Linked DNA regions of Homo sapiens: region 2 is linked to region 1. Evidence: chromatin loops called from intact Hi-C (ENCODE). Cell type or tissue: endothelial cell of umbilical vein. All regions are shown on one strand.

Region 1 (5,000 bases):
CCCCCATCACTGCTCTTTGTCCCTGCTCTCCTTCATTGGTGGCCTTTGGGAGCTCCAGCTCTCTGCTCCGACTCCTCGAGTGTGTGTCCAAGTGGCCGGAAGAATGAAGGGCCTCATTTATGAGCACCTACCCTCCTTCGAAGGTATATGGGAATATAATTAGAGTTATATAATTAGGAATTATATATAATATATTCGTAATATTAAATTTGATTAAATTTCAGGGGTTTTGACCTCCCTGAATCGTACCCTCTCATTCATAAATCATGGATTAATAACCCCAACTCTTACCCGAGGCCAGAAAACTCCCAGAGGCTCATGGGACATTTTCCGGGACCTCACACATGTCTACTGAAGGATTTCCTACTCAGAAGTGGAGCCCCACCTTTGAACCCCCAGGCCTGATAGGGTTTCCTTGCCCTACCTCAGTGGCATCTACAGTCAAAGCTTAGGCTTGGCAGACATTGACATTTGCAGTCAGGATCTGCCACTTATGTTCCCGCCTGAGGCTTAGTTTCTGGGACTTCAGCTGTTAGAAAAACACCAAACTTCTGAAGACCCAAGATGCCTTCAGTCTGGGTCTCCGCTTTCGCCTGCAAGGGGCTGACTTCCAGCTTGGCAAAGGGGAGAATCCCTGAGTCACTGAGTTCTGGATTCAAGAGATGGATCAGACACTTGCTAGATGTGTAGGTTTGAACAAGTCACTTAACATTTCTAGGCCTCAGTTTCTCCATCCATGAAATGTGAATATTGTATTAGATGATCCCTCCCATGTCCACACATCTTCCACTCTAACTAAACCAGGCAGGTCTCTACTCTGGAGACCATCCCTACCTCCCCGCCTTTGCGCATGCCAATTCGTCTGCCAAGAGAGCTCCCCCCTTTCCCATCTCCATCTCTCACTTTTAAATATTCCCTACATTCTAAGGCCTGGTTCAAAAGCCATCAAAGTCTCCCGTGACTCAACTAGAAGGACTGAATAGTCTTGTGGCTACCCTTCATTTTCTGCTGTTATCTCTGTATTTCCCAGGCTCTCCCAATTAGAGAAAGCCAATGTTTATTGAACACCTACTATATGCCAGATTTTGTGTAATGTGCTTCACCAGGATCCACTTTTGATTTTTCCCAGCAACCTGTGAGGTAGACATGATGATACCATTTCACAGAGGTGGACGTGGAGGCTTAGGGAGATCAGGTGAGTCATCACAGGTAGGGACCAGTAAGGGACATTTGGACCTAGGACTGTCTGCCTCCCACGTGGGGGGTCCCTAGTGCAGGGGCTGCATCTTGTCCCTGGTGGGCACCCTATGGGTGCTTGTTGAGGGGCTGGTGGGTTGTACCCGCCTCCAGCTGCCTGTGGCTCAGAAATTAGCAGGTATAACCATGCGGCTCTGGGCATGGGTTTGATGATCAAATGCTGGGCAGGTCTCTCTCCTTTCAGCAGTTCCAAAGCTCAGACAAGAGGAGAAGAAACCTGTGCTAGGTGCAGATGCATCCCCCTCCGCCTCTGTGTCGCTAAGGGCATGCGGGTGGACTGCAGAGTGCGTCTTGGCGGCTGGACTTGGGAGAATTAACTTCTCCACTCAGGGCTTACATTTCAGGCTGCTGTGAGCAGAGGCAGGAGGTGGTGGAGTGGAGCGGAGCGGGAGGTGGGGAGGGGAAGGTGCGAACTCCCAGCCCTGATGCTCCGGCATCTGTGGCTTCTCTGCTGCCTCTCCCCATCGCTCTTTCTCTGTGCTTATTATTCTCTCCCCCATCTCTTCAGTCTCACTGTGGCCTTTTCCATCTTCCCCAGCTCGTTCCTCCATTCCTCTGCCTGCGTCTGTTGTGACATGTTTCTCTCTCTTGTCTCCCTCCGCCTCTGCCTGAGAGTGTGTCCTGTGAGCGTCCCCCTCTCTCTCTGAGATTGTGCCTCTTTCTCATTTATATCCTCTCACAACGGCTCTCTCTTCGTGGATTTGTCTGTAACTGCCTTTGTATATTCGTGTATCTGATTTTTCTATCTTTATCTCCCGCTAGGCATTTCTTATTCTGTGTTTTTACTTCCTAGTGTGAATCTGTTTTTTCTCTTCCTTTCCCCCTCTCCTACCTCTTCATATGTATGATCTCATCTCCATGCCCCCACCTCGCACTGTGTGTGTTTCTCTCTTTCCTTCCTTGTGAGTGTGTGTGGAGGGTGCACTTGGTGTCTTTGTGTGCTAAAGGCTTTCTTGATGTCTCTTCTCTGTTTCTCAATGAATCGATGGAATCTCTCTCCCTCTCTTACTCGCTTGCTCCTCCCACCCCATATTTGCTGCTGGTACCAACATGGAAATCTGGGAGACTCAGATGGGAGGGCCTTGAGTTCCAAGGAAGGGGGAATCAGCTTTCGGGCAGGCAGGCAGCTCTCAGCTGGGCATCAGGAAGGAAGGAACATGTTGCAAATCCAAGGGGGACTCTGAGTCATCTCATCCGGGGCAGCGGGAAAAACACTGGACTCTGAGCCAGAGAAACAGAGTGGGAGCCTGGAGCCTGCTTCTTCCACTTCCTGTGTGACCTTGGGCAAGTCACCTAACCTGTCTGACCTCAGTTTCCTCATTAGTAAGATGGAGCTGTTGTAAAGATTAAATGAGTTCATTGCTATAGAACTGGAAGCCCAGTGCATGATGCAGGGAGTGCAATGAAGAGATGGATGAGCCAGGGTTCAAAAGCTTCCCCCAAGTGGACAAAGGCCCACAGGAGGATGCTGGATGGAGGAATTGCTGGAGGTCAAGGAAGGAGCCAAGGAGGTGTCCTGGAGGCAGGTGCAGAGGACAGGCTGCGGGAACATCAGACAGTGGGTTGGGGTCATGGGGGCAGCAGGAGGTTGATGCTGGTGCCTCCCTCTTTAGCCCAGACCCCCTTTCCCACACCCCAGGTATTCCCAGTCCCTCTCTCCAGGGGGGGCCACCACAGGGGCTCCTCAGAGGTAGAAAGCTGGAGACAACGCCTGCCAGGGCTGGCAGAGTGACCAAGGCCCTGGACTCCAACCTGTAGTTCGGAGGGAATCAGAGCTTGTGCTGTAGATGCCTAGCTGGGGTTGCCTTTCTGCCCCTGCCCAGTGCCTAGGGCTGGGACAGACGTGCTCACTCACGTAGCAATTACTCACTGAGCCCTCGTTTGTGCCAAGGGTGGCAGTGCAGCAGAGGGTTCAGTCTAGTAGGGGAGACAGAGACAATTCAAGTACCCGCAAGACATGCAGATGACCACACGTGGTAATGAAGCGTATGGGGTGTGATGAGCACATAGGATCCAGGGTCTGACCTCACCTGGAGGTCAAGGTGGGCTTCCTGGAGGAGGTGATTTGGAGCCAAGAACCCAAAGGCTGGGAAGGAGCTGACCCCTGCTTGAGTAAATAGGGTGGGGAAGATAATTCTGTTGTAGTTATTTATTGCTGCATAACAAACTACTGTAAAATTCAGTGGCTTAAAACAACCATTTTATTTTGTTCATCATGTTGTGGGCCAGGAATTTGAGAAGGGCTCAGCTGGGCCACTTGGTGTCAGCCAGGAGCAATATTGGGGCTGGAGGGTCCCTTCCAAGATGACATCTTCACTGTTTGGCATTTTAGTGCTTCTTGGCTCTTTCTTCAGATGGCATCTCCTCCAGAACCTTCTGCATGCCTTTAGCTTCCTCACCAGATGATAGCATCGTGATAGATGGAGCTCTTACATGGAGGCACAGGGCTGCAAGAGACTGTAAACTAAAAATAAAATCCCAAGCCCACAATCAACTAAAGGGACCCCCTCTTGGCCCAGGGACCCCAGAAAAACCTTAAAAATGGAGTTCCCAGCCTTGACAGGGTAGGAAGTCCAATGTGCCTAGTTACACTGGCTTCCTTTTACAGTTCAGACATAACAGCTGACCTGCATTAATGTTTTTTTTTTTTTTTTGAGACGGAGTCTTGCTCTGTCACCCAGGCCGGAGTGCAGTGGCGCCATCTCGGCTCACTGCCAGCTCCACCTCCTGGGTTCACACCATTCTCCTGCCTCAGCTTCCTGAGTAGCTGGGACTCCAGGTGCCTGCCACCATGCCCAGCTACTTTTTTTTGTATTTTTAGTAGAGACGGGGTTTCACTGTGTTAGCCAGGATGGTCTCGATCTCCTGACCTCGTGATCTGCCCATCTCGGCCTCCCAACGTGCTGGGATTACAGGCATGAACCATCGCGCCCAGCCCCAGCGTTAATGTTAAAATAAAATAGAGATCATAAGGCTGACAGAACGAATTCTTTGTGGCAGTAAGATACCAAATTATAAACAGGACCTAACGCCATGCCAGGCAAGGGTTGAGTCACACAACCCTACACTTCAAGAATAATCCATGTTCTAATTGCCACAGGTTTTCTTTTTTCTCTATCAGCCAAACAAGCACTGACCTTGAGATAAGCAATGTTAGAGCAGTTACAGCTCACCAACCACCAGACACCGACTAACTGACTCCCAGTTCCACAAGCCATAACTACAGCTTTGATTGGACAAGGGACTGATTTCCGTAACTTTCTCCTGATAAGAAGACTACCTACCATGGTCAGTTTACAGAGACTGCACATTTAAATGCCTTCGTGACCACCTTCATGAATATTCATAGCTGCTCCTATAAACTGTTGAATATGTATGTTTGGCTAACCTATTCAGCTTAAATTTCTGTCTTATCCTGCCCTCCTTTGAAAGGCCTGGTAATGCCTTTGGTAGGAGGCGATGCTTCCTAGCTTGTGAAATGGCCACCTTGCAGGCTGTAATCATTTATAAGAAACAAAGTCTCCTGTCCAATTTATAAACTGTGTGATTTTTTTTTTAAATTTAGAGACAGGGTCTTGCTGTGTTGCCCAGCCTGGAGTTCAGTGGCACAATCATGGCTCACTGCAACCTTGAATGCCTCAGCTCAAGGAATCCTCCCCTCAGCCTCCTGAGTAGCTGGGAGTACAGGCACACACCACCATGCCTGGCTAATTTTAAATTTTTTTGTAGAGATGGGGTCTCAC
Region 2 (5,000 bases), 69 kb after region 1:
GTGCCCGCCTCACAGGCTCCGTGAGGGTCAAGCAAGGCAAGCCATTTGAAGCACTCAGAACATTGCTGGCGCACAGCTAGGACTAATGGACACCAGCGAGGACTTTTACCTCATTAGCACCCACAGGACTGGTGTGAAGGTTAGATGAGAGCCGTGGAAGGCTCATGCTGGTACCGAGGAAGCAGTGGATGCTATCATTAAGAGCAGGCTCATTTTAAAGCCCCCTACTGTGTGCCTGGCACTGTTTCAGGAGCTTGGGTCACATCAGGGACAAAAGAGACCAAGATCCATGTGTGATGGGCACAGGGGGCCGGAGGAATGGGAGTGTGTGGGATTGCAAGCTGATGAAGTCCCTTACCCAGTTATGTGACTTCACAGATGCTGAGAAAAACAGGCCAGAGGTTAGTTGCCAAGGTGAATTGCCCTGAGGTCTGGGAGAACTAGGTCCTCAGTAGATGCTCTCTGAGCTCTGGGTGAGACAGACCTGGTTCCCAGCCATCTCTTAGCTCTGGCACCATCAAGACCCTCCAGGAGGGAGTACGGGTGGGGCCAAGCGCCCACCAGCCCACCCCAGACAGTGTCTTCGAAGATAAACCGTTTTCCCAGTGGCCCAAATGAAAACCGTATTGCCTGGAAAGTGCAGTTCAAACAGAATTACCGGAATCCTTTGTCACCAGAGTGGGCGTCACATGGCCAGCATCTGCGAAGGTGTCAATAATCATAATTAATGAGACCTTCCCCAGACTCCTGACGCGATGATATGTCAGCTGCGCCTTCGAGTCTGCAAGGATGAGAGGAGGGGGAGGGATTGTCCCACACCCCCTCGTCTGGCACCTTCCCCCTCCCCACCCCCAGTGGGGGCTCAGGGTGCTCCGTCCCTCTCAACAGCCCAGGTGGGGCAGCTCCATTAGTGGAGGTGGTGCTCACCCTGCACACTCCACGGTGAAGCTTCTGAGACTTGGAAGCAGGAGGTGAGTGGGAACACGTGTGCATTCAGGATCATCATCATCATGTGGAATAATAAGGATAATAAAATAGTAATGACAATAGCAGCTCTCACATACTGAGCACCTACTGTATGCCAGGCCCTGAGTTAAGATGTTATGCCCATGAGCTCATTTGACCCCATTATCCATGGTGACCACAGAATTCATCCTCCGACTGGGATGCTTGGGAGACTGGAAGATGGCACTGGGAGTAATGACACCCACCCCGGCCCCTGGACAGCCTGGCTCCCCTACTTCAGGTCTCAGCTCAGACGTCCTCATCTGCGCGCTCCTCCTGACTGCGTCTCACGTGTCACTGTCCCACTCCCTCCCATCATGCGCTGCCCCTTCACCTGTCCTGTGTCCCTGACCTCATCGCCACCCACATGCCCCACAGCTGGTCAGTCCTTTATGTGTCTGTCATCTCTCCCCATTACCATGTGGGCTCCCCGAGGGGAGGGATGGGGCCTCTTCTGTCCACTGTGGTGTCCCAGGGCCTCAGCCAGTGCCTGGGCCACGGTAGCTACTCAGCCAATGATGGGTGGGTGGAGGGATAGACAGGTGGGTGGGTGAATGAATTAATAAAAAGTCCCAGAATAGAGAGAACTGAGATGTGAGTTCATTTCTCCTTTCTAAAGGCTTCGCTGGGATGACAGATGTCCTGGGGAATCTTCTGTCATCCTCAGCCACTTTGAAGGATGGGGAGCAGGGAATCTGGGTCTGGGCCTGAGCCGCAGTCTGAGAGGCAGACTGGCGTTGAGGTGGAGCTCCTGCAAGGGTTGCAGGGAGGGTGGAAAACACTCACGGACTGTGGAAGCCGAAGCTGTGTCCAACCACCTGACAGAGCTCAGTCTAGCTCCACCACCAACAGCTGTGTGGCCTTGAGCCCTCTCCTCCCGGGGCCTCTTCTTCATGTGGGAGACAGCAGCCTGCTCCAGGGCTGCTTTCAAGAAGAAGAGAGGTGAGGGATGTGGCGGTGCTTTGAATCAGAGCACGGGGATGCAGGAGGGGAAGGGTGTCCTTTTGACTCTCCCCAGAGTGCACAGGCCTCCTGAGAGGGTCCCTGAGACGGTCCCCACCCCTGCTTACCCTTACAGGGCTCAGTCAACCAGGTAGGTCCTGCAGAGGTCTTGGGCTGCAACTTGGGCTGTTAACTCCTTCTGAGCCAGGCAGCCAGTCACTTAGCAGGGGCAGATATGTGTGCATGGGGATGGGGAGGCAGTGCCAGCAGGAGCTGGGAATCGGGGCTTGCCCTGCTGCTGGGGCTGGGGCCAGGGTCAGTGCTTTTTGGAAGACTCACTCTTTCTAAGGACTTCTTTATCTATTTGCCTCATCTTCTGCCCTACTTACGCCACCAGCACTTACTGAGCACCTCCTCTGTTCCAGGCACTGTGCTGGGTGCTGTGTTCCCACGGGCAGTGAAACAGACATGACCACCACACTCCTGGAGGTCGGAGTCCAGCAGGGGATAGACATTAATAAAATAATCACTCCAGTAGACATTCACCCATCTGGGCAAGTGCTATGAGACAGAATTAGAGGGGCTGGGATGGGAGTGGATTACCAAAGGAGGGAGGGAGTGATCAGGAAAGATTTCCCTGGGAAAGTTTTCCCTGGGAAAGTGACATCTGACCTGGGCTCTGACAGACAAAGGCGTTAGTGAGACAGAAAGGAGGGAGGAGGGCACTCTGGGGAGACGGAACTGTAGGTGCAAAGGCCCTGGGTGGGACAGAGTGTGCCTGAGGGACCAAACACACTTGTTAGACGCTCCTGCTAGTGATTGTTGTTGTTACTGTTAATCTGGGCCCAGGGGAAGATTGGCTCTGCCCCTGGAGAGGGGAGGGGCTCTTAAAACACCACTTGCTTCCAAGTTTACTCCCCCTTCCGGCGGTTAGCATTAAATACAAGTGTATTGTTGTCATACTTGCTCTCCTCCCCGGCTTCCTCCTCCTCCTATTCATCTCCTCCTCCTCCTCCTCCCCCCCTCCTTCTCCTCCTCCTCCTCCTCCTTCTTCTCTTCTCAGTTACACCTGTAGTCAGGGACAGTTGAGGTCAACTTTAGCTGTGGTTGGACTGATCAATGAATGGCCTTGGCAGGGAGGGGCAATGCCTTGGTTGTGGTACAGGGGTGGGAAGTTTCCCCCAGGTCCCTCCAAGACCCCTGTGGGCCCAGACCCTGTGATCATCAGATGCCCCCACCCTCACACCTGCAGGAGCCCCATCCCATATGTGGCCTGGACAATGCCAAACCCTGGGTAGTCTCATCTTATGTTCTGGATGTGGATGAGCCCCCTGTCCTGATGGGGCACATGACCTTGAACAAGACTCTTCCTCGGAACAAGGCTCTTCCTCCGAACGCCCACAGGAGGGAGGCTGCAAAGGGTGAGGGGGTCTGGGATTAGGTGACCCCAATGATGGCTGAGTGGCGTCTTCTGGGAGGCCTGGAGCCTCTGTCCTGCTGATGGGTGCCTGGGTGAGGATGGAAGTGTTAATGCTGGGATGTTCTGCCCAGGCTCCTGGAGCCTGTGTGTGCCCCTCCTTGCCGTGATTAATTCAGTTTGGTAACGTGGTATTTTTGCTGGAAATCTAATCGTCATTTCTGATGGTAGAGGAATTGAAAAATAAATTGAAAGTGTCAGACGATGCATCAGGGTGGGCGATGGAGTGGAAGCGGGGGCTGCCCACCCAGTCTCCCCACTGGGCAATTTGCAGGCCCAAGAAATTAGCCAAGTTTCTGTTTCTACAATTATAGGATCAAGAACACAGGTGATAGGGTGAAGCAGGGGGAAGCAGGTGTGAGGTGAAGAGAGCAGAGAGATCCCAGCCTGGAGGCAGCATCAGAGCCACAGATGAGGAGATGGTCTCAGAGTGGACAGGGACCCGTCCATGATACCACAGGAGGCTGTGGGCACCGCGAGGCTGGGATCCGGGCTCCCTCCTTCCACCACCAGTCCAGGGAGCACACTGACAGGGTCTGGGCCTCCGTGGAGATGGATGCTCTTGGCAGTTCAGCCCCAGGGTCCACCATCTGGGAGCCCCACCTCCCCAAGCTGCCCCTCTGCCTCAGGGAGGGGGCTGGCCACCTGGGAGTTGGGGCCACCTTGCGTGCCTGTTTCTGAATAATGTAAGTGCAGGTCTCTGAGTCTACAGGGACTGGAGTCTACAGGGACTGGGGTCTCCCTGGCAGTGTCTGGCCTCCCGCAAGGGCTCCTGCCCCTGGTGAGGTCTAGGTCTCCCCAGCAGACTGGACTCTCTACTGGCAAGGCTGCCTCCCCCCGCTAGTCAGAGCGGCCTCCTTGGGCAGGTGTCTGACTTCACCCCCTAGAGGCTCCTGAGAGCAGGCGCGTGTCTTCTCCAGACTGAGGGCTCCTGAAGTCAGGACTGTCCCCCCGACCTGAGGCCTCCTTGAAGGTGGTGGACTAGCTTCCCACTGGACCTCAGCTCTTCAGACCTCCTCGAGGGCCTGGGCAGCTGGTGTCTGTTGAGGTTCTGGTGGTCAGGCTGGCTCTGTCCAGACCTGGCACATGGAAGGGAGAGGGGAAGGTGTAAGCAGAGAGCTGGAAAGAAGGGGAGGTGCATGCTAACTTCACACCCCTTGGATATGGGGGACAGTCCTTGTCAGGAGGACTAGGGGACCAGGGATCCTGGGGACAGGCCCTACTGTGTCCTGCAGCCACTGACCGTCCTGAAAACCCCTCCTTCCCAATGACTGTGGAACTGGGAGAGCCCAGCACTGGAGGGAGGAGGTCTGGGGTCCTGCCCACCTCATTCATTCATTCATTCATTCAACAAGTGTCTCTCAGCTCCCTACTTTGTGCTTGGCACCATGCAAGGCACTGGAGATGCAGCAGGGCACAAAATGGACGAGGTCCTGCCCCTACGGAGCTTGCATGCTTGTAGGGCGGAGACTGATAATAAACACACCAATGAATGAATGAACAAGATCATTTCAGAATGTGTTGAGTGCCATGAAGGAAATAAAGCAGGATGTTGTGGAAAAGAGTGGCTGGAGCA

The links. Peaks named below come from ENCODE experiments on the same cell type or tissue, not always from the same donor. Only the 100,000 strongest peaks of a DNase experiment are listed, where the experiment ranks them.
Region 2: a loop joins it to region 1, with 6 times the contacts of the local background. A loop is called at or near these places in 1 of 110 quality-filtered maps.

The regions. Positions count from the first base shown.
Region 1 is chr1:29,381,747-29,386,746 of GRCh38, forward strand. No RefSeq gene overlaps it. Among named protein-coding and RNA genes, the nearest start is that of LINC01756, 34 kb to the left of the region's middle. In endothelial cell of umbilical vein, no CTCF peak of the experiment used is centred here; a DNase peak (open chromatin) is centred at 2,425; H3K27ac peaks cover 676 bases.
Region 2 is chr1:29,450,833-29,455,832 of GRCh38, forward strand. All of the region lies in intron 1 of LOC107984933 (a long non-coding RNA gene), which reads left to right. Among named protein-coding and RNA genes, the nearest start is that of LINC01756, 100 kb to the left of the region's middle. RefSeq lists enhancers at 2,075-2,575, 3,661-4,639. In endothelial cell of umbilical vein, a CTCF peak has its summit at 2,886; no DNase peak of the experiment used is centred here.